2 separate regions of the Homo sapiens genome follow, and region 2 is linked to region 1. Evidence: chromatin loops called from intact Hi-C (ENCODE). Cell type or tissue: heart right ventricle. All regions are shown on one strand. Each heading gives the region's core, and the rest is flanking DNA. Links, peaks and the distances in the headings are about the cores only. Region 1 overlaps CCNC (cyclin C). Region 2 overlaps PNISR (PNN interacting serine and arginine rich protein).

Evidence for each region. Hi-C counts contacts between places; a loop is a spot of excess contacts. Peaks named below come from ENCODE experiments on the same cell type or tissue, not always from the same donor. Only the 100,000 strongest peaks of a DNase experiment are listed, where the experiment ranks them.
Region 2: it touches region 1 in a loop (3-fold over the local background); 4 of 110 quality-filtered maps call a loop at or near these places.

Annotation. Positions count from the first base shown.
Region 1 is chr6:99,534,264-99,550,135 of GRCh38, forward strand. It overlaps CCNC (cyclin C), which reads right to left. Exons shown (of 12, transcript NM_005190.4): 9 at 15,245-15,312; 10 at 12,132-12,211; 11 at 10,849-10,967; 12 at 8,124-9,346. The coding sequence ends at 9,292. It also overlaps the pseudogene TSTD3. Among named protein-coding and RNA genes, the nearest start is that of CCNC, 26 kb to the right of the region's middle. In heart right ventricle, for the core only: no CTCF peak of the experiment used is centred there; no DNase peak of the experiment used is centred there.
Region 2 is chr6:99,400,135-99,415,984 of GRCh38, forward strand. It overlaps PNISR (PNN interacting serine and arginine rich protein), which reads right to left. Exons shown (of 12, transcript NM_032870.4): 3 at 14,438-14,556; 4 at 12,417-12,605; 5 at 10,607-10,830; 6 at 9,039-9,210; 7 at 7,947-8,137; 8 at 5,897-6,034; 9 at 4,469-4,568; 10 at 3,695-3,748; 11 at 2,406-2,576; 12 at 1-1,496. The coding sequence starts at 14,525. The coding sequence ends at 406. Among named protein-coding and RNA genes, the nearest start is that of COQ3, 14 kb to the left of the region's middle. RefSeq lists an enhancer at 1,861-3,060. In heart right ventricle, for the core only: no CTCF peak of the experiment used is centred there; no DNase peak of the experiment used is centred there.

The sequences.
Region 1 (15,872 bases), core at 6,080-14,079:
TCCTGAAAAGGCTATGCCCTAGAAGTAGAGTTGAACCAGAAATTCACAACCCCCACAAGAACTCAAAACAAGCTTTGAATCAATTAAATCCCTGAATGAATTAAGGTGATCTTCCTAATATCTTAAGGGCCTACCAGAAGTAAATCCTCTCTAGAGAAAGATACCATTATCTAGCTAGAACAGAGGTTGGCAATAATCAATCTTTTAGTCTTGTGGCCAATTAGGTTTCTGTTGCAACTGCTCAACTCTGCTGTTGCAGCACAAAAGCAGCCACAGACAATATATAATGTGACTATTCCAGTAACTCTACTTATGGCCACTTAGGTTTGAATTTTATGTTTCATGTGTTGCCAAATATTATTCTTCATTTGATTATTTTTCAATCATTTAAACATACAGCAAACATTCTTAAAGCCAGACAAAAACAGGTAGCAGGTCAGATTTGGTCCATGGGGCATAATTTGTAGATCCCTGAGCTACAGCCACAAATTTTCCTTACAATTTTTCACATACAATTTCACCTTACAATTTTCACATACAATTTCAGGTATTCTATCAAAAATTAATAGGCACGGCAGTCAATAGGACCTTATGATTGAGAAATAATGGAAAAACAAGACAAGAGAAACAAATCCACAGAAGATCTACAGATTGGAGTTTTCAGACACAGACTTTAAAATAACTGTGATTAATATATTCAGTAACTTAGATAACAAAATTACAGTAACTGAAATTAAACACCCAATAGAAGGTAGATAGGTTTAATGGCCAATTAGACACACCTGATGACAGGATTAGTGAAAATGGAAAAATCAGAGGTACATGTATTAACATGGATGACTCTTACAATGTTGAGGGAAAAAAGCAAATTACAGAAACATATACTGTATAGTTTTTGTTTGTTTGTTTGTTTTTTAAGACAAGCTTTTTCACTGTTACCCAGGCTGAAATGCAGTGGCAAGATCACAGCTCATTGCAACCTATACCTCCTGGGCTGAAGCAATCCTCCCACCTCAGCCTCCAGAATAGCTGGGACTACAGGCACGCACCACCACACCTGGATAGTTTTTTCACTTTCTGTAGAGACAGGGTCTCGCTATGTTGCCCAGGTTAGTCTCGAACTCCTAGCCTCAACTGATCCTACTGCTTCTGCCTCCCAAAGCACTGGAATTACAGGCATGAGACACCATGCCTGGCCAGTATAGTTTTTAAACATACAAAATATATTATTATTTAGGCATATGGACATATATAGTGTAAGTATAAATAAATTATAAAAATATCTACTTCTGAATGGTTTCTAATGGGGGAAGGGAGACGAACACAATAGGCTTTAACAGTATTGTTGACAATTTTATTTAATATGTTTGGTAGGTAAGCACTTATTTTTACCTTTTGTATGCATGGGACAGGGACTGTTGTCCCCACTTGGCTACACTTGAACAAGACTATATACCTTTGGATTCCTGGTACCCTTTTTTTTTTTTTTTTAAGAAAAAAACTTGATAATGTATTCTATTTACCCAAATAAACAAAGGGTTAATAAATTAGAATAATGTATCTTCTATATTAGATCGAACTTAGAAAGACAATTTTAGTTGTCATTCTGATACAAAGATTTAACAAATTTTATGTGTGTATATACATATATATATATATATATATATATATATATATATATATATATATATATATATGGTTTTTTTTTTTTTTTTTTTTTTTGAGACGGAGTCTCACTCTGCTGCCCAGGCTGAAGTGCAGTGGCATGATCTTGGCTCACTGCAAGCTCCACCTCCTGGGTTGACACCAGTCTCCTGCCTCAGCCTCCCGAGTAGCTGGGATTACAGGCACCCGCCACCATGCCTAGATAATTTTTTTTGTATTTTTAGTAGAGACAGGGTTTCACCGTGTTAGCCAGGATAGTCACGATCTCCTGACCTTGTGATCTACCCACCTCAGCCTCCCAAAGTGCTGGGATTACAGGCGTGAGCCACCACACCCAGCCTTTTTTTTTTTTTTTTTTTTTTTTGAGATAGGGTCTCGCTCTTTCTCCCAGGGTGGAGTGCAGTGGTGCTATCTCCGCTCACTGCAACCTCTGCTTCTGGACAAATTATACTTTTTAAACTGCACTGACTTATACAACAGTCTTTTTTTTTTTTTTTTTAAGACAGGGTCTCACTCTGTCTCCTGGCTGGAGTGCAGTGGCATGATCACAGCTCACTGCAGCTTGACTTCCTGGGAAGCTCACCTGAGTAGCTAGGACAACAGGCACATACCACCACAGCCAGCTAATTTTTCTATTTTTTGTAGAAGTGGGGTTTCACCATGTTTCCCAGGCTGGTCTCAAACTCCTGGGTTCAAGTAATCACCCTGCCTTGGCCTCCCAAAGTGTTGGGACTACAGGCGTGAGCCACAGCACCTGGCCTTATGCCAACAAAACTCTTATGAGTAAAACCATTATTAAGGTCTGTAGTATCAGAGACCTCAAAATGTGAATATACAGCATATGATTTACTACATCATTTAATAAATGTCTGTTTATTTCAGTAATGGGAGAATATCACTTTTACTTTGATAATATAAGGGTAGATCAAAAGTTTCAGATATGTATGAGAAAAGCCAGATTATATTTTTAAATGCTATATGTACTCTACATCTCTTTCATAATGGAATAGGAGAAAGATGTCCTGAAAAAACTGGCAACAGTGGATAGCCTCAGAGTTCTAAATTAATCAAAATATCTCAGGTTTCTTTCATTCACATAATCTTTCTTCTGTGCTTATGATCTCAGTGGGGTTTCTTGGATTCTGAGATAATGTGCCCCTTTGCTATCTAGAATGTGTATGCCATAGAAATACTGGATAGAGGTAGGATCAGCAGCTAATCTATGAGAAATTTTGTATGATTAGACACAAAAAATTGAATGCTTATCCTACCGTCCAGTAAAAAATATTTTTCGGTGTCCCCAAAAATAGCAATTTATTAATGGAAAAATATAATTTTATCACTACCACTTTTTAATGCTACAAGTTTCTCCAGGAGCAAAGGATAAGAAGAAAAAGAGAAATTTTAATAAGTTATTATTATTATTATTTTTGAGACAGTCTCGCTCTCTTGCCCAGGCTGGAGTGCAGTGGCTCCATCTCAGCTCACTGCAACCTCCGCCTCCCGGGTTCAAACAGTTCTCCTGCCTCAGCCTCCCAAGTAGCTGGGAATACAGGTGCACACTGCCACAACTGGTTAATTTTTTTTTTTTTTTTGAGGTGAAGTTTCATTCTTGTTGCCCAGGCTGGAGTGCAATGGCGCGATCTCAGCTCACCACAACCTCCGCCTCCCGGGTTCAAGCAGTTCTCCTGACTCAGCCTCCTGAGTAGCTGGGATTACAGGCACCTGCCACCACGCCTGGCTAATTTTGTATTTTTAGTAGAGATGGGGTTTCTCCATGTTGGCCAGGCTGGTCTCAAACTCCTGACCTCAGGTGATCTGCCCACCTCGGCCTCCCAAAGTGCTGGGATTACAGGTGTGAGCCACCGCGCCTGGCCACACCTGGCTAATTTTTTGTATTTTAGTAGAGATAGGGTTTCACTGTGTTGCCCAGGCTGTTCTCGAACTCCTGAGCTCAGGCAGTCCGCCCGCCTCGGCCTCCCAAAGTGCTGGGATTATAGGCGTGAGCCACCACACCCGGCCAATAAGGTATTATAATGGCAGAATGTGGTTGAAGTGAATCCAAATAAGGATAATAATAGTTCCTACTTCACAGTAAAGTTTTGAAGATTAAATCAGATAACATGTCAAATATTTAATACTTTGCTGCTATTCTTACTGTGTGAATATGTACAATATGATACCTGTTTGTAGGCAGCTGATATTTTGTGTTACTGTTTGCATTAATTTAACATTAATGGGTAAAGATGGCAGGTGAAAACTCCTAAACATCTGGGGGCCGAAATGGCAGTGGACTCCTTACTGAAAACAAGGAGATAAAGTGAAACTCTGCATACTGAACAATGAGCTAGCTTCTTGCCTTATTTCGTCTCTGAGAACTGACAGCTCAGCTCCTACTACCTGAGATAGATTTCTCTCCAGAAAAACTGACCCATCCTGAAGAAAAACCTTTAAAAAACAATGCTGGGGGTGTGAGGCTGAGGAAAATGTTTTGCTGTTCCCTTACCTATAATGAAGCTCACCACTGAAAAGTCCTACCCATGTACACAGAGATGTTCCAGATAGCTTTCTCTGTGTCTCTCAAATATGAAGGATCCTGAGATAATTACGGCCAAGCTTCTAACTTGAAAGACTATGACCAAACCAAACAGCAAAAAGGAACTTAAAGGAAATACAGGTTTAATAGCCCTTATCTGAAACAGCTGGGACCAGAAGTGTCTCAAATTTTGAAATATCTGCCTATATATAATGAGATAGCTTGGGGATGGGACCCAAGTCTAAACAAAATTCATTTATATTTCATGTACACTTAATACAAATAGCCTGGAGTTAATTTTATACAGTATTTTGAAATAATTGTGTGCATGAAACAAAGTTTTGACCCATCTCATAAAATCAGATAGGGAATTTTCTACTTGTGGCATCATGTTGGCACTCAAGTTTCGGATTTTGGAGCATTTTGGATTTTAGATTTTCAGATTATGGATGCTCAACCTGTAGTGTTAATGCAGGGAACAAAGAAAATTTTAAAACAACCAAAAAACCTAAGTTAATATCCTTAGAATTTTGAGAAGCCATTGCACTCTCCAGAACAAGGTACTACTTAAAAGACTTGGATTACCAGCTAAGTACAGTGGCTTATGCCTGTAATCCCAGGGCTTTGGGAGGTCGAGGTAGGAGGATCACTTGAGGCCAGGAGTTTGAGACCAGCCTGGAAAACACAGTGAGACCTCTATTTCCACAAAAAATTTAAAAATTAGCTGTGCACCCATAGTCCTAGCTATTCAGGACACTGAAGTGGAGGATTGCTTGAACTCAGGAGTTCAAGGTTACAGTGTGCTGTGATCGTGCCACTGCACTACAACCTGGGTGAGAGAGGGAGACCTTATCTATCGTGAAAGAAAAAGACTTGGATTCCCCATATCTCTTAAATGCAAGAGAAAACAAAGGGAAGTCCCAATATGATCAATTCTGTTATGACAACTGTGTTATTTGGACAGTAGTCAGTCCTGACTGAGGGCCGTAGAACTCGAAGAAGTCTCCCTGTGATTTGGAGAATAAAAAATGACAAACGATTCTGATGATCAATTAATAGAAGATACAAATGAAGTTGAACAAATTACAACCAAGGCAATTACTACTTCCAGAGATACAAAAATATTATAAAAGAAAGAAAATGTAATCATGGTATGCTATAGAAGACAATATTATCTATGTACATTTATATATTCGATATGAATTTAAAAAAATTATACAATTAAGTGATGATAGGAGTAGAAGTCCCAGTGTAAGATCAGGTTGGGGAAGGAGAATAGGGGGAGAAGTATGAAAAGCAAAATCCTCATCTTCCATAGCAGAGAGTTAGATAATATTTATAATTAAAAAGAAAAAATGAGGGGATTGTAAGCAGAGGAGGCAATATGCTAATATATTTGGAGATTAGATGCCCAGGTTTTAAAAAATGCTTTATTTATTTTTTAATAAACAGATACAGAGTCTCGCTTTGTTGCCCAGGCTGGTCTCGAATGCCTGGCCTCAATCCTCTTGCCTCAGCCTCCCAAAGTGCTGGGATTATAGGCGTGAGCCACCACGTCTGATCAAATGCCCAGATACTAAGAATTAGAATCTAATCCAAGCTCTGTCACTTAGTTAATCTGTGACTGGGTAAATTACTTAATATTTCTGCTCCAGAGTTTCATCATTTTTAAAATGATCATTCTAAGAATTTACTTCATAAATGCAGAGAGCTTAGAACATAATTGGCACATTTTTAATAAGTGTTCAAATAAATGTTATAATTAAAACCTTGTCACTTGGAAATGAAGTAAACAGCAGAGAAGTGACTAAAAGTTGAAAGTGGCTGCCTCTGGAGAATGGGAATGAGAGGTAGGGAGAACAGGACAGGGGTCTAACATTTTCTCTATAATGTCTTACAGCAACACTGTCCAATAGAATTTTTTTTTTTTTTTTTTGAGACAGAGTCTCATTCCATTATCCAGGCTGCCCAGGCTAGAGTGCAGTGGCATGATCTCAGCTCACCACAGCCTCTGCCTCCCAGGTTCAAGCAATTCTCCTGCCTCAGCCTCCTGAGTAGCTGGGATTACAGGCACCTGCCACCAAGCCTGGCTAATTTTTTTTATTTTTTAGTAGAGATGGGGGTTCACCATGTTGGCCAGGCTGATCTTGAACTCCTGACCTGAGGTGATCCACCTGCCTCGGCCTCCCAAAGTGCTGGGATTGCAGGCGTGAGCCACTGCACCTGGCCCAATATAATTTTAATGCAAACCATTACATGATTTTAAATCTTACACTTAAAAAATTTAAAAAGAAAGTGAAATTAATTTTAATGTTTTATTTAATCCTATGTATCCAAAATATTTAAAATATGTAATCATTATAAACAAATTAGAGATTTTATATTATTTTGTTTTGTACTATTTGAAACCCAACATATATTTTTACATTTACAGCACATCTCAATTCACACTAGCCACGTTTTAAGTGTTCAATAACCACATGTGGCTAGTAGCTATCATACTGGACAACTATGGTAATATTGGATTTTTAAAAACAATACATATCATCAATGGCTGCTATTAAATCATAGAGAAACCCAGCCACTTTATGTCTCCTGATTAAAGACCACTACTTAATTTGTACAGTGGTCTACTAAAAAAAAAAAAAAGACAGAAAAAAAGGAAGCAAGCAAACAAGCAAGCCTGAATCTGATCAAGCCTGTAGATTCAATTACCAATTTACAGAAAATATAGAGGAGAAAATAACACATTAAATGGCATGTCAAGGATGCAATCAGCAAAATCCAGATGGTGAGAGACTCTTAGTAGACAAGCAAACCAAAAACAGGAATTTTAAAAATGTGACTGGGAAGGAATTCATGAATTTAAAAAGACATGGCTGGGTGCAGTGGCGCACGCCCGTAATCTCAGCACTTTGGGAGCCTGAAGTGGACAGATCACTTAGGTCAGGAGTTCCTGACCAGCCTGGCTAACATGGCGAAGCCCTGTCTCTAATAAAAATACAAAAAATTAGCCAGGCGTGGTGGCATGCACCTGTAGACACAGCTACTCTGGAGGCTGAGGCTGGAGAATCACTCGAACCCAGGAGGCAGAGGTTGCAGTGAACAAGATTGCGCCACTGCACTCCTGCCTGGGCGACAGAGTGAGACTCCATCTAAAAAAAAAAAAAGAAAATAAAATAATAACAAGACAAAAGACTTGTCAATAAATTGTAATATGTGATCCTTATTTAGATCCTGACTAGAACTCTAACAATTTTTATACTTGTGAAATAACTGAAAATCTGATATTATTTTTACTAATTCTTTTTGAGGCACAATAATACTTTTAGTTTTTTTAAAGAGCTATTATTTCTTAGGAATATATGCTGAAATATTTATGGATAAAATTATATGATATCTAGGATTTGCTTCAAAATAAGATGGGGGATGGCAACTTACGGAAAGTGGGTGGGAGTTTAGATGAAATGAAATTGGCCATAAATTGATAACTACTGAAGCTAGATGATAGGTACATGGAGGTTCCTTACTTTACTCCTGTATATGTTGTTTTAAATCTTCCACAATAAGAGACTGAAAACAAAACTATGAGGCATGGTATTAATTTTAAAAATAAACACTTAAAGACTATAGGTCTTACCTAAGCCCAACATTAATTCCTTCAGACCTGAGGAGAGCTTTTTTTCTTATTAAGCCCAGGAAACCTATATATGTCATCAGTCTGACTTTACACAGTCTCGCTTTCCAGCTCATTTGATACGCTCCATCAGAAATAAATTTTCTATTTAAAATCTGTTTGTAATGATTTGAAATTACCCCCTTGACAACCTATAAAAGGCTTTAACACTTAACTAAAGGAAGAAGAATTCTCAAAAAACAACATCAGGCAAATTCAAAAAGATAAATTCAAGACACTAGTCGATACAGCTGGAGAAGTTACTTTTATTCTTGCAGTTTTATACTAGGAAGTCAACATTTAATAAGCCATCATCCACAATTGATTAAAAATGTTTAATCCTTAAATTGTGCATCAATATCCTATGACTCCAAATTTTATTTATCACTCTCCTTCAAGTCTGAAGAAAATGATTAATTTGCTAAGTTCCACAGACAGTACAGTCCCACTGACATAACATTTAGTATGATGTCCTACTCTCATATTAGAATTAAGGACAGCCAGTATCAAACTGGCCTGAAACCTGATTGTGTTCCTGGTTCAGAATACCTGTAGTAAATCTGTAAATCCACACCAAGACACAACATTAAACTAGGGTGTGTATATCTTATAAAAACCTTTTCACAGTAAAAATCAACATTAAAATTTTACCAAATTCCAACATTATGGTTTTTGAATCCAATTAAGCTTTCAAAATGCCTGATTAGCTGTGAATTAATTATAAATAACTTCATGTAGTTTGCCCAGCATTTCAAAATGGTTATGGACTATCATGTTTAAAATGTCAAAGTATGCTATACATATTGCACTTTTCTGCTAGGCTGGGCTAGTATCTTCCATGGCAAGATCCTCAAACTACTGAATAAAATACACTTTTAAATCAATATAGGTACTTGATTAATTTCCCTGAAATTATCAACATCATTACCAAAATCTTCCAGGATTTTGTAAGATTTGATTCCTTAAATACAGTTTTAAAGTTAAACTTATGGAGGGAAAAAAACCCTCATAGATTGACTGTAAATTTTACGTCCTTTTTTGGTCCCTCAATGACCAAAGAGAATTTTAAACAAATTATGCTTCATGTTTCCTGGCTTAATAAAAAGCTACAATTTTTATTATCCAAATTAAGAAATATTATACTAATCAAAAGCTATTAATTTTGAAATGTCTATGTATGTCTGTCTGTAGGTCCCCTTAGAACCTTTCCAAACATTTATAATCAAGAGATTTTAATCAATTATGTACTAGAATCATATTAAAGAAAAACTTATTTTGCAAAAATAAAATCACTTTCCAATATGCTTGACAGAAACAAGCTATTCATTTTCATTTGTGTTCCACTGAAGACATTACTGAAATCTGTCCAATGGTTTATTTCCAAGTGGTCCACTATGGAATTCTTCGGAATGTTTTAAGATTGGCTGTAGCTAGAGTTCTGACTTCCATTTGGACCCTGCTCTCCTTCACTGTTCAAATGGGGAAGAAAGAGATTTTATACCAATTAAAAGATCCATTTTTACACCCTGATAAGCCTACTGACTTTTAAATTCATTATTCTGTGGCACAACTATACAAAACAAAGACATTCCTCATTATAAGACACGTGAAAAATTAAAATCCAGAAGACTAACAAACATTGGTTTTATGTTTTTATTCTTATATAACTTTGTGCCCTCACATATAACAAGCATTCTGGAAGTTAGTGTCCATATATACTCAAAAACTTTAAATTAGGGTATGGGATTTCATTGTTATTACAGGTATCACTCAACATAGAGATTACAGCTTCTTCTAAACAAATTTCCTATAAAATTAAATCTTACATATAAAATCCTATTCCTACTATTTATGAAAAACAAGAAGTGTTCTTCAAAAAAAAAAAAAAACCAAAACTGTTGTCCAAAGGCATAATAAAATCATATATAAATACAGCAAACCTTTATAAGTCAGCAAGAAATATGGTAATTTCCTGGAAAATGCTGAATACTTAAAATAAAAATGCTGAATACTTAAAAATAACTAAAACTGAAAATACCAGTAACTTTGGCAATAGGATTATTGCCTTATCTTGTCCACCATCATCTTGCAGCTTCAGGCCCTGCCACTAGTGGAGAATCACTCAGGGAATTTCTGCAAAAAATGCATCCAAAGGTAGCTGTTTGAATGACTGCCTTAAACAGCTCCTTGAATAAAGTATTAACTTTTTCCAAATTGTAACATTAACTTATGAGTAGCAATCCATAAATCTATCTTGTTATATAACAATCATTTTTCTAAAGAAACAATTAAGATGGATGGCATTTCTTTATTTCCCTTCTGACTTTTTCTCCCTGCCCCAAATGAACTGATACACAGTGAGGGCTGAGAACCACTGAACTAAATGAACACATCTTACTTAAAACACACACATACACCCCAATAACAACAAAAAAAACCCTCTTAGCACAGGTGATTCATTTTTAGCAAAAATATATTCTTATGTGCCATGGACCTTAGGGTCACTTAAAAACCAAAATTCTTTATCTTTACAATATCAGATCATTCATTGAAATTTTTGAAAATTGCTACTGAAATTTATAAAACAGGACAATAGCCAGCAGTGAAAAAAAAAAAAAAAAAAGATGGCACAGAATCAAACTGACATGAAACTACTATAGTTCTGAATTCTGCCCTGAATTTCAGATGAACTTACCTAATTCTGTCAGCTTTAAATTTATGGTATATGACCATATGTTGAGAGATACCTGTAATATACCTCCACTGCATTAGGAAAAGTTACTAATCAGATTAGTGATTTTTTTAAATGAGACATTCTCAATCAAATCACAAATTTAAAAAATAAAATTAACATGGATCATGAAGTTTTGGAAGAAATGTTTTAAAAACTACAAAACAACATAATCTAAGAAAAATATAGTAAGTATGATATATGATTAAATGACATCAATAATTAAAGTCTACAAAGTACCTGTTTGGAGGTGGTTTTGGTTTTGGCATCTTACTAAGAATGGTTGCCATCTCTTTTCTCTCATCGAAATTCTTCCACTGCTCATATAGTTTTAAAATAACCCTGATTATTTCCAAAATCTAGAAGAAAATATTTGAAAAGTTCTCAGTGGCAAAAACAAGCAACATTTTTTATATAAAGAGCATACATCACTACACAACCCTCAGAAAACAGTAAATAGTCTCTGTCCTTAAATCCTGATAAATTTGAAAGCAGTATTTTTCACCACAGTGCTGTTTAGGATTTTCCTTCTAGCATCTCATTTTTCAGCATGTGTGCATTGTCCATTCTTATCTATCTCTGCAGCTGATTTCCTTCCATCTGATGGTATCTTTTAAACTGAAACATACTAAGAATAAAGGTTCTAATCATGAGGGAATATACCACTATAGAGCACACTCCTCTAGTATAAATTATTTTAAACAACTTAATCGGGGGTAGTGCACAAAAGATGTTTTGATTCTCTGTTACTACACATACATTAAGGTGCTCAAAAACTGGCAGCTACAAATTTGAAACAACTAGTTAACAAATTAGCTATTTTTTTCCCACCTGAGTAGAACCTAACCTTAGGATTAATTTTAATGCATTTAACACTTGAGCAGAAAAGCTAGAAACACAGCAAAAGCCATTCTGCCAGGAGATAGGCTATGTTACAGAAGTTCACAGTAGTATTCAGTGGTTACCAGGGAGCTTTTAAAATAATCCTGGGAATGAGAGGCTACTTTGCAACCAATTAAACCAAAAGTTTACCATTCTGTTTAATCCTAAACTGAAAAGAGATACATAACTTAAATAATCAGCATTAACTCTTCCTACCAAACTTTTTTTTTTTTTAAACGGAGTCTCGCTCTGTTGCCCAGGCTCGCGTGCAGTGGCACGATCTTGGCTCACTGCAACCTCTGCCTCCCAGGTTCAAGCAATTCTGTCTCAGCCTCCCGAGTAGCTGGGAGTACAGGTGCATGCCACCACACCCAGCTAATTTTTGTATTTTCAGTAGAGACGGGGTTTCACCATATTGGTCAGGCTGGTCTTGAACTCCTGACCTCAGGTGATCCGCCCACCTAGGCCTCCCAAAGTGCTGGGATTACAGACACAAACCACCATGCCCAGCCCATGTTTCTTAATATTTTGTAACCAATAATCTTCTTAGCCTGGTGGACATCACAAGATTTTAGGCTCATGATAAGTAAATATGACATTAATTTTTAAACATCCAAGTTTACATACAACTAAGGGAATACCTTTTCCATATCCACAGAAAGCTCAGCAAACCATTGCCTGGCATCTTTCTGCTGTACAACACAGGCTACATGTAGGCAAGCTGAAATGAAAATGAGAGACAACTGTCCATGTTTAACTGCAAACACAGAATATATGATCTAACAAAGATTTTTCACTATTTCCTGTGTATTTTCCAACACTCTTTAAAAAACATTAAACAGCTACATATGAGAGTTACCACTGACCATCTCATCAATGTAATCCGAGACAGAAAAAATTACTAGATTACATCAAGTTCTTGACATCTGGTCCTCACTGCGTGCTAGTCATGGTGCAGTTGCCTTGAGAGTCAGGCACGTTAAAGAGGAAAAACATCCAATGAGGAGAGCAGAAAAGGGAAGTTATCCCTGAGTAGTGTACAAAGTAGCCGTTAAACTGCACCCAGAAGTCAGTGTGACAAAACAAAACAAACAAAAATGTTAATTAATATACTAGGTTTTAACAATGTTGACTGTGTTTCCACATTTCAGTTAAAAGCAGTGTTGCCTGGCCTTTTTTCTTCCTTTTCATTATTAGCACATGATCAAGTTATGTGAAAGCTGGGCACATCCTTACAGAATTCAGTGTTGTAATCAAATAAAGGTTAGAAAATAAATGTAATATACTGTATACAATATTAGTTATATATGTTATATACAATATAAACTAACAAAAGAGAGGAATCTACATCATAATTTTGCCTAAAACAATTTCTACTGAGCAGCCTGTATACCCTTAACCCACTCCAGCTTAAGTTATACTCCGTGGTCTGGTTATCCATGTCTTTGCTAAGGATGACATTCTAGGCAAATAGCAACTCAAATGTGAACTGACACACTGGTTGCCCTAAGTCAAGCAAAGCTATGAGTAGGGCTTAGGTCAAGAAGAGGTTAAAAAAAACCAAATGACTGACATGATAAAAACAGGAAATTAAAATACAGTGGACAATGCTATTAACATGGGCATGCATAGAGTACACTGAAGATTGAGGAAGCATCCTAAACCCAGACTGAGGTGATGCTGAAAGGGTGGGGGAGGGTCACTGAAGAGCTGATATCTAAGCCAAGTCTTACAAAAAAAAAAAATGAGAGTGGGAGAAGAGAATAGTATGTATATCAATTGGGAGACGAATTTGGCTAGCTCCGGGTTTCTCAATCTTGGCACTACTGACATCTTAGGTTGAACAATTCTTTGACACTGTCTTGAATACTACAAGATGCTTGGCAGCATCCCTGGCTTCTACCCACTAGATGCTAGTAGCACCCTACCCTAGTTATGACAACTAAAACCAAACATTGCCAAATGTCCCCTCGGGGCAAAATTATCCCCAGGTGAAACCACTAGCCTAGCTCAACAGTTTGGAAGATAGACAGGCTCTCTGAGGATGGGAGTGCTGGAGGCTAATAAGCCAGTTAGGAGACTGCTGTGGTAACATGGATAGAAATGAGAAGATGACTATGAGATTACAGAAGGAACAATCGAGAGGAAGGCACAAAATGTACTGGTAAACAACTACATGTGGGTATTGAGGGAGATGAAAGGGCCTAACTGCTGGGTTTCCAACTAAGGTATATAACTAGTGCTATTCACCAAACTGGCAAAGACATTAAAAGGAGGAACATATTTTGGGGCAAAGTGATAAGCTCAATCCTCATCATGAGTCTGAGGTGCTGGTGGGATGCCAAGCGGAGCTATGTAAAAGGAAGATGGATATAAAGAACTGCCAAGTGGCAAGATCTTGGCTAAATAAAGAGATTTAAATGTTTCGGCATGTAAGTGATAGTAGAAGCCATGAATCTCAGTTAAAGTACCCAAGAAGAAGACAGCAGGGATGGCAAAGATGTGACACATGTTCTGTTATCCCTTCCTTCCTACCTATGCAGATCCCAGTATTCCTACCCACTGGGTAGGACACCACTCAAAATCCTTTCAAATCCAGTCCTTTCAGGGAACTGCCAGTAATACAGAAGTGTAAGTATAACCTATTTGTCAGCCCTGATGTAAGAAGGCCAAGAAACATCAACATTTAAGGAATAATTGAACAACTGAACAAAGACAAACCAATGGAAAATAAGAGGGGAAAATCAAGAGGATGGAGTTATAAAAATCAATAGAAGGGGCTGGGGTGCAGTGGCTCACGCCTGTAATCCCAGCACTCTGAGAGGCCAAGGAGGGTGGATCACCTGAGGTCAGGAGTTCAAGACCAGCCTGGCCAACATGGCGAAACCCTGTCTCTACTAAAAATACAAAAATTAGCCAGGTATGGTGGTGGACACCTATAATCCTCCTGTAGGCAGGAGAATCGCTTGAACCCAGGAGGCAGAGGTTGCAGTGAGCCAAGATCACACCACTGCACTCCAGCCTGGGAGACAGAGTGAGACTCCATCTCAAAAAAAAAAAAAAAAAAAAATCAATAGAAGGAAAAGGAACAAAAATTAACAAGTGCCCAATATATAACAGGCATTATTTGGTGCTCTACAACCTATCTCATTTAATTCTTCAAACGGCTCAGTGGAATTATTAGTATTCTCTCCATTTTACAATTAAGGAAACAAACACGGAAAGGTCAGATAATTTTCCCACAATTGTAAAGGAGGTAAAGTTTAAGCCTAGGACTATCTGACTCCACCCATTACAGCACTGCTTTCCACAGACTGTAGAATGAATGTACTTAACGTCTTCCTCCAGCCAAGCATTATGGACCACAGATGCTCCTTTACTCAACCTCTGAGTATTTGTTTGGGCTCAGGATATGAAAGCCCCAATTATTTTACATGCTACAACTAATATTAGCTGGCTTAATTCTGAACTTTTCCCTCTAAACAAACAAATATGTTCTATTCAGACACCGATTAAAACTATTTTGAATGGTTTCAAAAAAAAAAAAAAAAAACTTACCAAAAAGGGGGTGGGGGAATAATAATCCTGATTTATGACAGTTGCAGTTCATATTATTGAAAGCTCACATGCAAGGATTAGTCTATTACTTCATGGAACATAAAAACATAAAGTACAATAGGGTGAAATTTAGTTTAGGATGACCTAAATAAGTTTATAACAATTTAACTCATAAAGGCACACCATGCTTACATACCTAAAGCTATCATGAAAGGAGGATACAGTAGGCAAAGATCCGTTCTGTAGGTATCATTCACTATCCTCCTATAGAAATGTAAATCATATTATTACTGAAAGCAGAACTACCTCATCTGATTGTATATTTCCTCCAGAGAGGGCCAGATTTCCCATCTTTGCACACATTTATTTCCTTTTATACTACTGAAGCACAGCTATAAAAGTGAAAACATCAAGGCAAAAGGATGGATACATGAATGTGACAACAAATAAGCACATATCAATGAATAAAATTACAGCTAAATATATTTTAAATTTCAAAATCTCATAACAAATTATAAACACATTTTTCTAATTTTTTAAAAATCAGAAAAATCAAATTAAAAAACCAGAAATTATACAGTAAATTTATATGTATGTTGCAGACTACCAAAAAGTATTCTGATTACTTTAAAGATAACTTCAGTCTTAATTTTTATGTTAACAGTCTGTGTTTTGTATAAAATTAAATTTTAATAGGTATATTTATGGAACAGATAATTTAGGATTGTTTTCATTTTGGCATTTACACCACTATAGTTATTAAAATTCAACAAGTGGTATTTTGCTCAACATAAAATATCTTGGGGCAATAGTTTAATGACTTT
Region 2 (15,850 bases), core at 1-8,000, 140 kb before region 1:
GAAAAAGTACACCTATTTACAGATTAAAAAAAAAAAAGATTCTGGTTTCACCTACACAGCCACAATGTGCCTCTATAATGAGACAAGCCCTTAAAACTCATGGAATTTTTTTAAAGAACATCATGGCATTCTTGCCACATCATTCCTCAGCGTTTACGACGGGGAGGGGTTGTTGATCTGAAAAAAAAGGGAAAAGACAAAATTTAAAAATAAAAATGTATTTTAAATTAAAAATCTGCAATTTTAAATAAATAATATTATATAGGATTTCTAACATTTAAGACTATGATTATTTATCAAGTACCAAACTGAGTTTATTAAAGAGAGAGAGAAAGGACACTTTCAACTTTGAATAAATTCAGTCAATTTTTTTTAAAAATCAGACAAAATACTTTAAAAAGTATACTACCTTGATCGGGACTTAGACTTGTGTTTGCGGCTTGCCTTCTTACCAGACCTTTGAGATTTCTCCACGGATCGCGATCGACTATGTTTAGGCTTCTTAGCCTTCTTTTCTTTGCTACTTCCTGGAGACTCAGAACTGCTCCTTCCACTAGAATCAGAGCCTGAATGTTTTTTACTATCTTTGGTAGTACTTTTCTTACTATCCTGTCTAGAATCATGTCTTATGATTTTAACAGATATAGAACCACTCCTAGAAAATGTTCTTTCACTTTCTCGTTTCCTTTTTAATCTATCATCCTGACTACTGAACTTAAAATCTTTTTCTTCCCTTTTTTGTTTCTCTTTTCTTTTATCCTGTTCACGTTCCCTTTCTTTGTCTTTCTTTTTCCTATCTTTATCTATACTTCGACTCCTCTCCTTTTTCCTCTCTTGTTCTTTAGCCTCACCTTTATGCTTATGACTGTTCCCACTAAGATTTCCACGTTGATCATCAATTTTACGCCTATCTCGACTCCTACTGCGACTGGCACGATTGGTTCGTCTATCCCTTGAGCGACTTCTACTTCTACGTCTCTCTCGGGAAGGACTCCGATTTCGTCGTCTTTCTCTTTCAATGCTATTTCTATTAGATCTCCTTCTATCTCTAATCTTTACCCTAGCCCTATTGCTCTCTATTTTAATTCTGCGAGAATAGCTTCTACTCCTGCTACGTCTAGCTTTGATTGTTGGAGATCTACTCCTACTGTGTCTCTTTTTCCTTTTAGGAGAAGAAGACCGAGAAGAAGTACGACTACTACCTGAGCTAGAACTGTATGAAGAGCTAGAGACAGTACTACTAGTACTACTAGTTCTGCTATTGCTACTGGAACTACCACTACTAGAACTTCCCGACCTACTCCTTCCTTGTTTTTCTTTTTCTTTATGCTCTTTTTTTGGTTCTAAAACTGATGTGGTTTCATTTGGAGTTCTCTTCTTTTCATTAACCACATCACCGTCTGCTTCTCTTGCTTCTAGTAGTGATAAACTATTTTGCTCTTTATGGATAAATTCATTCATCTCTTTTGTAACCCTTTCTGTTTGCTGCTTTTCTTCTGAAACAGAAAAAGACAAAAACACTAAGAAAATGTTCATGTAAAATTCTCATACTACCAAATGTCAAGCTACCAGACTGTAACAATAGAACACCATTTTCAATAGAATTACGATGCAAGCCATGTAAGTAATTCAAAATTTTTTAGTAACCACATTAAAAAAGTAAAAAGAAACAGGTAAAATAACCCAATATACCAAAAATATTATCATTTCAACACATAATAAATTTAAAAAAATTCTGTTCTCTTTTTCAAGTAAAGTTTTTGAAATCTAGCATGTAATTTATACCCACAGCACATGCCTAGCCACATTTCAAGTTCTCTATAGCTTGTAGTTAGTTACGTTACCCTCCTGGACAGTGTAGCAAAATACAGTATCAAGATGTAGAGGTGGGTGTGAGGCAAGTAGGAAAAGACTTCCCTTTTGTCCAACTAAAGCAAAATTTTAAAGGTAAGTAAGTGGTTTATAGAGAAGTCTTAGCTGCTAACTCTTAATTACCTTAGATTTTTCAAAGAAGAAATTCTAAGTAAATTTTCTCTTTTGTTATTCCTAGTATTAGGTAAAGTATCTTAAGTAAAAAACTTCTAGGTTCTCTATTATCCTTATATATCCTAGCTACAAATTACTTTTCAATAGTCTTACAAATATATTTTTCCCATTTCAAAAGTCATCTTTTTCATTTCAAGACTTTTAGCAAGAAATAAAAATACCCTAAATAGCTTGGCTTATAGCCACTGCAATAAATGGCTCCTAAAACAACCAAACAAAAATTGTGACTTTAGTTTCAGTTATATCACATATTATTTATAATATAGCCTTTATTTTATCCTTTGATATTTTTAGGTTAGTTAAAAAATAAAAAGAAATACAAAACTGGACCAAAATTAAGTCTAAAAGGTATACTACACCTTCCATCTGTTTATCATGTAATAGCTGCTGTTCTTTTTCTTTTCTCCAAAAAGCTTCCTGTTTTTGCCGGATTCGATGCCGTAATTCTTCATCATCAGTGTCAGATGACTCAGATCCTCTGTCACTCCTCTCATCTTCACTGTCTCCTGATCCATAACCACCCAGTCCACCTGTGTGCATAAAGCTCAGTCTATCATATGAAAAAAATTATACTATGCACTAAAAACTTTTCAAGGTCTGAGAAGAAAGTTCATTTCTTTTTTCATTGCCTTTTCCCAGAAGAATACGCTTATTCGGGGTGGGGAGAAGTATACATTCAAACGCTTAAGGAGTTCACAGAACCTTCAGGCAAAGGTTACTTAATATCTTATTCTTTCTGGACTATTTCATATTTTTCTCACTGTAAAGGAATGATAATGGGTTTGCTGTACTGTCCATACTAACCAACAAAACTACTTAACAGGGCAGTAACAAAGCCACGCTAAAGCTTAATGATGACCCTGAAAGTATTTCTAAAATTAACTTTTATTGTTCAAAGTTTAGAAATCCCTAGAGCTAAGCAATTTTTCCCTAAAAAAATTAGAATACTATAATCTCCCTGGTACAGAAATATTATGGTGCTGAAAATACTCCCCACCCTGAAATGATCTAAATAACCATAACAAAACCACATGGGCATTTGGTTCTACCCACTTCTCTGGGTCCTCACAAAAATTAATTTGAAATGAAGATGTGGAAAAGGCAAATTCAAGCTTTTACAGCCTTGATAATATACCATGCAAATAGTAAATTATGAACACATCACTACTATTTTACTATGATAAGATAAACCCTTTCCTCTATATTAAAACTTGACTTGCCGCAACACAATCTATGTAAGTTATTAAAAGCATTAGTGGATAGGTTCTTCCCTAAGGCATGTATGCAATAATTCTGAAAGTGAGCTTAGATACTATCATGGCTAAATTATGAATTATTAAGTACAAACTATAGGTGTTCATATATAATTATATATATATAAAATGCATATATTGGAGCAATAAGGAAATCTTCCAATATAACCTGCCCCAATAAACTATGAATTAACCATCACATTTATAAATTTCTCACTGTGAATGCGTTAGTCAAAAAAATAGGCAAACCTTTTTAGACAGGATGACATAACCCTAAGACCTAGGTTTTTATAAACTGAGTAGGACTAATACAGTTTCAAAATAGAACACGCAGAGAGACAATGTATGTGTGATTTTTCCCTTTAGGCCCTCTCACAAATATGGAAAACACTTACCGAGTCCAGTGAGGGAAGCCAGTGCACTGGACTGTGCCAGCTGTTTTGCAGGAGCTTTGTATCACATCAACAACAGGAACAACATGTTAACACAAATAGCCACGATTTCATAGTCATGAGTCTATGGTATTGTTAAATCTACTACTATTGCTGCTTTTTGGGGAGAGAAGAAACATTAAAAACATAACATTCATTTTAAACCAGTATCATGTCTGGCTTTGAAATTATAACTCTGATGTGAGCTGAAATTGGTTTATAATGAGAAAAAATGTTGACAGGTATATCTGTATGTCTACTTCTGAGATTATGACATGTAACTTAATTTTTGTTTTCAATACATTTTTAAGGTGTTACTAAAAATCTAGGGGTAGGAAATCACTTGCTTCTGTAAGAGATAAGTGGTAAACTAAAAATTGTAGGTAGATAATTCAAAATTCATTAGTCAAAATAAACTGTATCAGAAGTCACACAACAATGCCATGTTATCTATTAAAAAAAATCAGGTGAAATAAACTGAACACCTGGAATTTTCCACAATACATTTTAGAGGAAAACAGCATGATTGCTAATTTGTACTCATGTAGGTCAGATAAAACAAAAATATTTGTATAGCTTTAATATGGTGTCTACGAATCTAATCTTTAAGAGTTAAAACATGCAAGAGAATATTCAAATATCTGGTAGAAATCCAACAAGGACAACAAAAAAAGGCCAAAATAGTCATCAGAACCAAAATACCCCAGGAAAAGCAAAACCAGAAACACCAAAATATACCTTTCGTTGCTTTGCGGTGTGCATCTTTGGCTACGTAATAAATTTCTTCATCTGTGACATCCAGCAGAATTTCTGTTAGAAGCATTTTTGTCAGCAACATCTAAAAAAGAGCATTTTATACAGTATTTCTAATTATTATAGCTACTAATAGTGTGACATCTTCAAAAATATTAAAATGCAAAGCCATTTTTTTTTTCAGACAGTCTCACTCTGTTGCCCAGGCTGGATCATACTGGCGTGATATTGGCTCACTGCAACCCCTACCTCCTGGGTTCAAGTGATTCTCTTGCCTCAGTCTCCCAAGTGGCTGGAACTACAGGCGTGCACCACCACACCCAGCTAATTTTTGTATTTTCAGTAGAGATGGGGTTTCACCATGTTGGCCAGGCTTGTCTTAAACTCCTGATCTCAAGTGATCTGCCTGCCTTGGCCTCCCAAAGCACTGGGATTACAGGCGTGAGCCACCGTGCCCAGCCACAAAACCATTTTATAAAATATTTTTAGACATCAGAGCAGCCATTTCAAGGAATAAAGTATCTTGAACATTTTTCTGTAACATCAAAACTTCAACAAAATTCCAGGCTGGGTGCAGTGGCTCACACCTGTAATCCCAGCACTTTGGGAGGCCGAGGTGGGCGGATCACCTGAGGTCAGGTGTTCGACACCAGCCTGAACAACATGGCGAAACCTTGTCTCTACTGAAAAAATACAAAAATTAGCCAGGCATGGTGGTGGGCACCTGCAATCCCAACTACTCGGGAGGCAGAGGCAGGAGAACTGCTTGAACTCAGGAGGCAGAGGTTGCAGTGAGCCAAGATCCTGCCATTGCACTCCAGCCTGGGCAACAGAGCGAGACTCCATCTCCATAAATAAATAAATAAATATTCCGAAATCATACGGATCAAAGAAAAAAATATTATAAATGTATCTGTATAGTAGACACACTGAATTCAAAACACTTTTTTCTTTCTTTTTTTTCCGAGACAGGGTCTCACTCTGTCACCCAGGATGGAACGCAGTGGCACCACCTCGGCTCACTGCAACCTCTGCTTCCCAGGCTCAAACAATCCTCCCACCACAACTTCCTGAGTTGCTGGGACTGCAGGTGCACCTCACTATGCCCGGCTAATTTTTTGTAGAGACAAGGTCTCACTGCAGTGCCCAGGTTGGTCTTGAACTCCTGGACTCAAGCAATCCTCCTGCCTTGGTCCCCTGAAGTACTAGGATTACCCCAGCCTGAAATCAAAACATTTAAAAAAGTCCCTATTAATAAAGGTTTCTATAATTGTTTTAAGTTAAAAGGAGTATCTCTTCAATTAATAATACTGGTCAGCAGTTCTAGTTTCTGTTTTTTCCTCTAATATTGTCTCCAAAAAAAATTGCAAACGAAATAAATCCATGTACATAGTAAGAACTTTAACATTCTACCATTTGATACTCTTTCTCCTCTTCAGTCATCTCAGGGTCACTGTGCTCTTCTTGAGGAACTGGGGATGGACTTCTGGTGACTTTCCCACTACTTGCAGCCTCAACATTTTCAGTGTCTTCTTCTTCCTCATCACTATCCTATAAAAAACAATAGTATGGTAGTCCAAATTCATGTGTATAATGTAAAATCCTTATCTTACATACAGAAAATCTTAAACCCCAAATTAAAAAGTCTATGAAACAGAAATATGAGTGAAACTGCTATCTAAATTACATTTACTACAGATTTCATTTGATAATTTAAAAAGTATAACCTGGGAAAAATGTAAGATTACAAGAAGGCTTAGGAAAATAAATTGTTTTTTCAATTTTACTTTTCCCTTAGTCAATTTTAACCTTATTTTATAAATACCCAGAAAAACATAATGCCCAGAGACTGATTTAATTACTATCTATTACATATAATGGGCCTGAAATGAGACACTTATAGAACTTTGGATAAATGGACCATAGACATATTATTCAGTATAACTTTTACAGCTATATATTTAAGCTATTTACCTAAAGTTGCACGACTTAAAATGAAAAATCTCTAATCAGATTTTTCAGGGCCAAGATCTCAGCTGGCCCTGAAACTCAGTAAAACATGCTTCTTTTTAGCTCATAATAAAAAGATAAAAATGAGGTCTACTTCAGATTAAACAAATGCCAGCAGTTTGTCTCCTGTCTTTGTATGGTTTTAGGTTTCAGGATCCAGATTGCATGTGACCCTTTCCTTTGTCAGAGAAGTGTCCCCTAGTCACTTTTAATAATCCCACTAAGTAAAAGACAAGATGACCACCTAAATACTACTGTGGAAAGACTACCTGAACCAGGGGAAAAATATATGTAACACAATCCCACAGGCATTTGGGAGAAAAGAGGAAGGAAAATTTCCAAACAATTTTTGATGCTTAAAAAAAATTTGGAACACCACTATTTCATGTAAAGATTTTTTTTTAAAAAAAGACTGGACAGAGTGGCTAATGTCTGTAATCCCAGCACTTTGGGGGGCCGAGGTGGGAGAATCATTTGAAGCCAGGAGTTCAAGACCAGCCTGGGCAACACGGTGAAACCCCGTCTCTACGAAAAATACAAAAATTAGGTGGGAGTCGTGGTGTGCGCCTGTAGCCCTAGCTACTTGGAAGGCTGAGGTGAGAGGATTGCTTGAGTCCAGGAGTTCAAGGCTACGCTGAGCTATGATTGTGCAACTGCACTCCAGCCTGGGCAACAGAGTGAGACCCTGATCCCCCAACTGCCTAAAAAGACAAAAAAAAAAAAAAAGAGTAACCTTTAGCAGTGTCTTTCTGTTGCTTCTTATTTTTGTTATTTAACATCTAGAATAAAAACACAGATTTTGCATAGATCTTTTGGGAAAAATAAAAGTAATTTATGGAATTGAAGCAAAACTAATACCTGCCAAAATCTAGTTATTTTGCTCTTCTTGAGACTTATTTCTAAAGCAGAAAATGGCCGTGCAAGACAGACAAATTTCCTGAGTTGCATACTGGCCAGTGCTGTGGCTATCATACCTGCTGAATAAAAAAGTTCCTAAACCACTCAAGCCATCTAACTGAGGAAGATTTGAAGACTTAAAATGTTGTTATACTTCCAGTGCTCACGTCAAAAACAATCAAAATTATTACATCCTCAGGTATATGTTTAAATGTTCAAAAGAGGGAGATTTTATTTCTCTATTACTATTTTAATGTAGCTTTGTTTTATAATCTATCACCAGGGAGTCATCTGTACCACAATGAATGAATACAGATTGTTTATCAAGATCTAGCCAGCTCTCTGGAATGAAGTGTTTATAAACTTGTTGTCCCATTTTCTCCTTACTGTATCTTCAGTAACACATATATAAAATCAGAATCCTCAATATACTTAATGAACGTAATCTTAGGAACATCACTCTAATACTTTCCTATAGGCTAAAATATCTATTTCAGTAAAGTTTTCACACAACCAAGATTTTCACATGGAGTTTCATGTTGGGGATTCTACTTACAAATTTACTTCTCTGAGGTAAACGAGGGCCATCCCCTCCTTCAGCATCTTCTGTGGCCTTTTTTTCTTTTTTGGACAATTGTGAACGTTGTTGTTCCATTCTTTCTTTCTCCAATTTCTTCTGCTTTTCACGTTCCATTTTTTCAAGACCTTCGCGAATCCAAGCGGGAAGAGTCCTGCGTTTTACTGCGTCTGTTTCACGTGGGAAAAATATACGCAAGTCAGTTAAGTAAAATATTTCTACAAACTTGTGAGTAAATTTAAAAAATATCCCATTAAATATCATGCCTTTCTTCAATGCCATCACTTTTAGTAACAGCAGGGACCACTGCTCTAGTGCTTACAATCTGCCAGGACACAATGAAAGCATGTTAAACCATCATCTAATTTAATCCTTACAAAAGCCCTCAGAGATCACTACTATTACTCCACTTTTTTCCACAGGTGAGGAAACTGAGACTCGAAAAAATTAAGTGATTTGCTAGTAAGTTAAAAAAGGAGTAAAGTTAGAATCTTCCTAAAATGTAAAAAGTAAAGATTTATTAACAAATGCTCCTGTCCATTAAATACTGAACAATTTAGAACTTTCCAGATATAAAGTGGCATAAATATGTATTTGTCACTTGAAATAGGCTGGCTCTATAATGTTATTTAAAAAATTGAAATTTTCTGCCAAAATACTTAAGGGAAGTGAAATAACCAGAGGAAAATTAATCTGACAGCAGTGCATCAGATGAACTAAGAGTGGACAGAGATTGAACAATTAGATTTAAAAGGAGAAGGGCTCATATATCTGTATAATGTACTGAAATGCCTACACTGAAGAAAATACCAACATGCTATGGCTAGCATAAATTTTCACTTCATCACAAAATCTGGAATTTAATGTAAAGGTTTAAATAAAATTATTTAAACCTTTTAATTTCAGACCAGTATCATTTTTGTAATTTTAAGCTTTATGACCATAAAAAATAAAGTGTCAATTCCTAACACATCAGAGATACTCAAACAATTTTAAGAAAACAAGACATCCTTTTTATATGATAAAAAAGTCATGCCAATTGTGGTCCACTAAACTAAGTTAAATAGCTACCAATTTGTGGAGGCTCCTGCTTCACAGGAAGTGCAATAGGTGAACGCTGACGATCCCTGAATGATGATGGCCTTTCTCTTCGATTCTGGGGAGGTGCTGGAGGTCCTGGAGGTCCTGGTTGCCAATAAGGAGGATGAAATCCACCTTGCGGTGGACCAAAAGCAGCCCCATGCTGAAAGAGTATTGCAGTTTATTTTTTCTTCAAATTAATACAATATACTCTCTGGGACACACGTGTGTTATGAACTGGGACAGTAGAAATCCATGTGTGCAGCACATCCAAGAATTCCATGGCTCTAATATCCACCGATACTTCTATGGTCCCAAGAACCTAGGCTTACTTGTCTTAAGATTTTCCGGCTATGTAAATGCAAAGAGGCTTCTAAAAGCCAGCTGATAAGCTACTTTCAAGAAGTATATGAAATTTTTCATTCTGAATCCATTTACAAGCTAATCCTACCAACACTAAGACATCAAATAGATACTAATTTCTCTTTAACTAGACATTTTTGTCAATTTCAACATCCTACTTACAGTGAACAAAAAGTGAACTAAACAACTTAAGCTGTTTCTATAATCTTGCAGATATATTCATTTATAAGCAAAGATAGAAGTTAATGAATCATTAAATATTTTCTGCAATTTTGCTATTTTCAGAGGCTTTTCTAGGCCAGCTGCCAATACAGCTCTTTGTCTTGTTTACATGGGATCTACCATGCAAAAGTAGGGTAAGCAGATGCTCCCTGCCATTATATTTCTTCAAACAACATAAAAACTGTTGTATCTGTATACCAAGTATACAAGTATCTGAATATTTATTAATGAGAGGATTACCATCTCAAGGTGAATACTAGATGTCCATTATCAAATCTACCCTAGAATTCATGAAATAATTCTTTCAAAATTTTAAATTATGATAGCAGTTTATAAGTTAATAATTGCAATCAGTTATTTCAAAATGACACCTAGCACTATAATTTAAGGGTAGACCCTGGCAGAGGGAATGAAGTAAATAAAGCCCAACATACAACACTATTCCCCACAGAGTTCTATGTCCCTAGGAATGAATTGGATGCTACAGAGGAAATTATATACAATTCCATTAACATGTCATGTCAGAATGGAAAAAAAATGACACTAGAAAAACAGTCATAATTCTACATAGCACAAGGAATTACACTTAGGAAAATGATCTATATTTTTTATTCATGTCTTAACCATGAGCTATATTCAATTACTGTGCATTCTCTAGTCTTTAACATTTAAATATACCATTTTGAAATATAAATTAGAAAATAAAACATCATATAGCTATTGCACTTATACATTTTTAATTTTTTCAAAAGTTTTCCGTAATGATCTTTTATACCATTTTCCTAATGAAATAAAAAAATCAGAAAACAAATTCTAATTATTTTAATACTCAAAAATTGATAACTGAGACAGAATGTGCTTATTTATACAAGTCTGAAAAGTGAAACACGTATCTTAGGTATTCTTGATGAGACACTTCCAAAGAATGGATTACGTGCACATCTACAATATTAAAGCAACAAAATATCTTTCACCTGATAGTCAAACTGGTTCACTGGCCCCACTGCAAAATTATCGGGTGGTCCACCAAAGTTGTGATTGTTCTGGTTAAATATATGCCTGTTGTCAGGGGCAAATTCCCCACTGTCCTGACTGTTGCTGTCTTCAGAAGGAGGAACAATGTCCATTGGGCCTGGTGTTGGTGGCATCCATGGCTGATCTGGAGGGGGGTGTGGGGGTTGCTGATGCATTCCCCATTCTATTTAAGATTTAGGCATAAAAACATTCAACAGGCGGTTATAACAAAATCAACACAGAATTTTAAGATCTCAAGAAAGATTTTTCAGTAAACATACAGATTTAAAAAACAACTTATGACTTCTTGGTCAAATTCCTTTTGTTTATCTTAAAAATAAGCAATGAACTAAACTGTCATATATAATTCAAAATGAGCTAACTCCACTCTAATTCATATCCTAACCAAATGCCCAAAGTTATTTTTAACAAATGTAACAAAATCCAAAGCACTATTTTTGTTGAATTTTTATATTTGTTTAGTAACAACACCACAAAAATAATACCTTGAGGTTTTATATAATTTCTTTCTTACACGAACACATTTATCCTCACAACATCCCTGTGAGGTAGGGAGAAATTAGGTATTATTTTTGCCAATTTCGGGAGGGAAAATCGAGGCACACAGAGGTAAATCACTTGCCCAGGGTCACAAAGTAGAGTAAAACTAAGGGGTAGGGATGCCCGCGGGAGTCATTTAAGAACTTAAACTTAGGAACTAAAACATTTTCAAATGTGGGGAAATTTCACTTTCAAGAAAGCTAGAAATGAACCACCTCACAGTATCAAAGACTAGAATATTTATGTTTTTAAAAGTAATCTGAATTCTCGTTTTTTTTGTTTGTTTGTTTTAAATGAGGGACTCATTCTGTCACCCAGGCTGGAGTGCAGTGGCGTGATCACAGCTCATTGCAGTCTCAATCCCCTAGGCTCAAGCAATCCTCCCACCTCAGCCTCCCAAGTAGCTGGGACTACAGGCATGCGCCTCTATGCCTGACTAAGTTTTAAGGTTTTTTTTTTTTTTTTTTTTGTAGAGACAGGGCCTTGCTATGTTGCCCAGGCTGGTCTCGACTGAGGTCTCCATTCTTATAAGGAGAAACAAAAAGTATTAATAGGGAAAGGAGGTTATGACTTCACCATCAGCATACCCAAATGAGAGGCTGATTCCTCCATAGTTTCAAGTGACTATTAAAAAGGAATAACACAAGCCATGGAAGACTGAATTAGCATCAAGAAATCTACATCATACTGTGAAATAAAACAAACAAAAAAGTAAAACACACAAAAACTTATGAAAGATCTTCACTATCTGAAAAAAAAAAAGGGAAGAAAAAGGTAGGCGGATGGTAGGGGCAGAGTATATTTGACAGACTAATTTGTCACACAGTGACACAATTTTTCTTTAATTAGAGGCTAGACATGTTTTACTCTGCCAGTGCTGCTTCTGAAAAGGCCAGAGGTTGCAATAGAGAGACAAAGAATGCTCTCTTCCCTAGATGCCAAGTGAGGTTTCCAGAGTGTTCCCAGCCCCTGTCAGCCTAGGAATGAAGAACCAAGAAAAGAATCAAACTGAGTGCCACAAAGCTAGCAGAATGAGTACAGAATAATTTTAACCACAAAATGTCAAAGTCAAATCAAATTGAAAACTGCCTATTCTTTAAGAAGCATTAATTTCCAGAAGTCATACAACTAAGCAAATTAAAAAATTTAATAATAATCTTCATTCTGTTTTTTAAAAGTCTTAAAATTGTGAAAACATAAACAACAAACCTGGTTGCCACATTCTGTTGAAGTTTGAATCCCCTTGGAAATTCCCATGATTGTTTGGACCAGATTCCATTGTAGACATATCTTGTCCATTTGGCATCATTCCTGGTGGTTGTTCTACCATGCTTTGCTGTCCTGAAGCTTCTCTTTGGGCAATCCAAGCTTGGGCCAATGCAGCCCAATCAATCTGGCCTAACGTAAATTAACACTGACTTCAGCATTCAGAATGTAGGAGTTAAAAGAATAGTGCCTCTATGTAAAATAAGCAGCTCAACTATTCCTTAGATCTTAAATATTTCAGACAGAGAGGGTATGAGGGAAATTAGAAAAATTTTTTTTGAATGAGATCTTAAATATTAAAGCATACTGTGTCTGAAAGGGTACTTAGCAAATAACCCATATTCAGGCTAAAAAATAATATAAACTACTTACACTTTCAGGAAAGAACTCCACAAAAAACACTCTTAACCCATTTCTAATATTAATTCATATAAAATTTATCCCCTGCATCTTAGTTTACTGAATTTTTAAATGTCATCACCTTTACAAAAAAAAAATCACCACAAAAATAATCAAACGCTATCATTTCTTCCTTCAACATGTCCTATTTATCTTTCCAGGCCTGCATTCGAGCCTATAGGCCTTTGATGAGAGCAGCTACCTAACTCTGTTTTTCCTTATGGTTGCCCTTCTTTAAATAAGGCTCCCTTCTCTAGCCAAAACATGACTAGTGTAGTCTGGCTACAACTTCTTAGCCAGTCTTTACTCAAAATTCATTTCCCCACTATCTTGAAGACTCTCTTCCCAAGATACATTTTTTTAATTTCTAAATTTTTACGTATCTATCCATCCATCCATCCATCCATCCATCCATCCATCCATCCATCCATTCATCCATGATCCATCCATCCATCCATGTAGAGTCTGGGTTATGAGCCTGGCTAATTTTTGCATTTTTGGTAGCGATGGGGTTTCATCATGTTGCCCCGGCTGGCCTCAAACTCCTGAGCTCAAGCGATTTGCCCACCTCAGCTTCCCAAAGTGCTAGAACTACAGGCATGAACCACCGCACCTGGCCTCTCTTCCCAAGCATCTACATTTAACATTTCAAGATCTTTTTAATAATTTTTATTTTGCAAGTCCACCCAAAAATGCATTAAGATCTAATATTAATAAAGTAAACAAAGTAGAATAAGATATGTTTTTCTGCATCTTACTTTAATGAAGATTAAATAGGTATTCTCAGTTTGAAACACTGGCATAACCCCTATGGGGTTACACATGGCAATGTGCACCTGAAATTACCGTGACTTAACAAACCTAGCTCTTTTAATAAGAAAATAATTGGACAAGTGAATAACAATATGTACACAAGATTATGCTAATTGTTTCAAAAAGTGAAAAACTTTAAATAACAAAACACCCAAAAGTGGCTTTGTTAAATTATGGTACAATCCTACAATAGAATGATACATGGCTATTAAAAAAAGAAATAGCATCAGATCAATCCAGTGAGGGCAGAGCAACGTAAGTGGTCTTACGGATGAAACAAAATTGGCCACTAGTTAACAATTGTTAAAGCTAAATAATAAACAAGGGCTCCCTATACTCTTCTACCTTTGTATGTGTGCCTGAAATAGTCCACAGCAAAAAGAAATTTTAAAATGATATAGCACACCATCCAGTTCAATATAATATACAACTTTAAGAGTCAGAATTCACAGAAGTGTTCTCCATAAGCAACATATTTTAGGCTTTTCTCTTTCTTTAGAAAAACAAGGACTAAATCAGTTTAAAAAATGTAAAATCTTCAAAAAGCTTTCTACATTTTGAGAGTCTTCCAAAGGGAAGTCCATTTCCTGCTATATATGCTATGGCAAGGCTATTTATGAGAAGATTAAATTCTGACCATAAAATGATCCAGTACACCAATCTCAATTCCATATCCCTTAATCCCATCATGTGTCTTCTACCCATTTCCACATATCCAACCCCGCCCTTTCAAATTCAATTTGTTTCCTTACTTGGATCCTGTTGGTGCTGGAATGACTGCATCCATTGTTGCTGGTTCAAGGGCCACTGCTGCCAAGGCTGTCCTCCTTGATCCCACATCCCTTCTTTTAAAATATACTTGATTTTCTATCTTCAATAAATTAAACATAGTTTAAAAATTATAGTGAGTTATTTAATCTTAAAACCTCACATCAGAAATTATTATATGATGATACATTTATTTCATCAGAGGTCTAAAATTCTTGTCAATAGCTTGCCAGAGGCAACTAGAATTTTTAGGGTACCAAACGAGGTAGAAAATTTTATGTTAATGCTGGTCTCAGAATTTGGTGGCAAGCATAACACAATGAATTTAGCTCAAAAAAGACTTTAAAAAAAACTCTATTTTTTGTACAATATAAATTTCTGGATATGTAATTATTTTGAAGATTGTAGGAAAAAAGTGATTTCATTTCTCCCCAATCAAGATTCCTTTAAGATAGTAACCAAATAGCTTCAGCAGATGAAGAAAAATTTTTCCTTATAAATAATTACAGCTAAAAAAATGAAGAATGTAGAACAGAATTAGAAAACTATCATATTGCCAAAAGTAATAAAATATTAATTCAGGAAACCTTACAAGAAAAGTTGATGAGAAATCAGAAATTCAAAGGTTGCCAAAATATCACCCCTACAGATTATTAGGTGTCTACTATGCTCCCAGAATCACTAAGAATTCTCATCAAAAATGTTTAACTGAGTCCAACTGAGCTTTTGGATTTTACTTCCAATATAAAGCAATTTTAAAGGATAAAGAAATGAGATAAACGGTATTAAATCCAGAAAGTAAGACAGCCTCCAAGACCTGGTTTCTTAACATATAAATAGCATGGAAAAGATGGGAGGGAAGGTACTTTATGTTAATAACTATTAATTTAGGAGATGGTATGGGGGGGAATCATCACACTAGCCCAACTTTTCTGTAAGCTAGTCTGAAAACATTCCTAATAAAAGGTTTAAAAGTCTTACAAGTCTAATATCTTTGTACTTTATTCCAACACTGATACACAACCCTGTTCAAGAACCAGTGACTCACATAACCAGGGCATGGTTTCTTCTTTATTTTTGTATCCCAAGGCTTAGTTCATAGCAGGCATTTAATAAATGTTTACTAAATGAATCCTTCTAGATTGATCCTTTCCTGTATGCTAAAAACAAGATAAAAGCAAGCCTTTGTATTGCAGGATCACAAAAAGTAGGCAAGTTGGATAACAAAAAAAATAGAGATATTAACTCTAATAGGACAATTGGCGATTACAATTCAGGCTTTTAAAGGTTTCCAACTCCAGTCTTCGCAGCATTCCCAGAATGCCATACAGGTATAGTTCTATCTGCGGCAGATACTAATCCCTCAAATGAAGAACACTGTGAGTTATGGGAGGTGT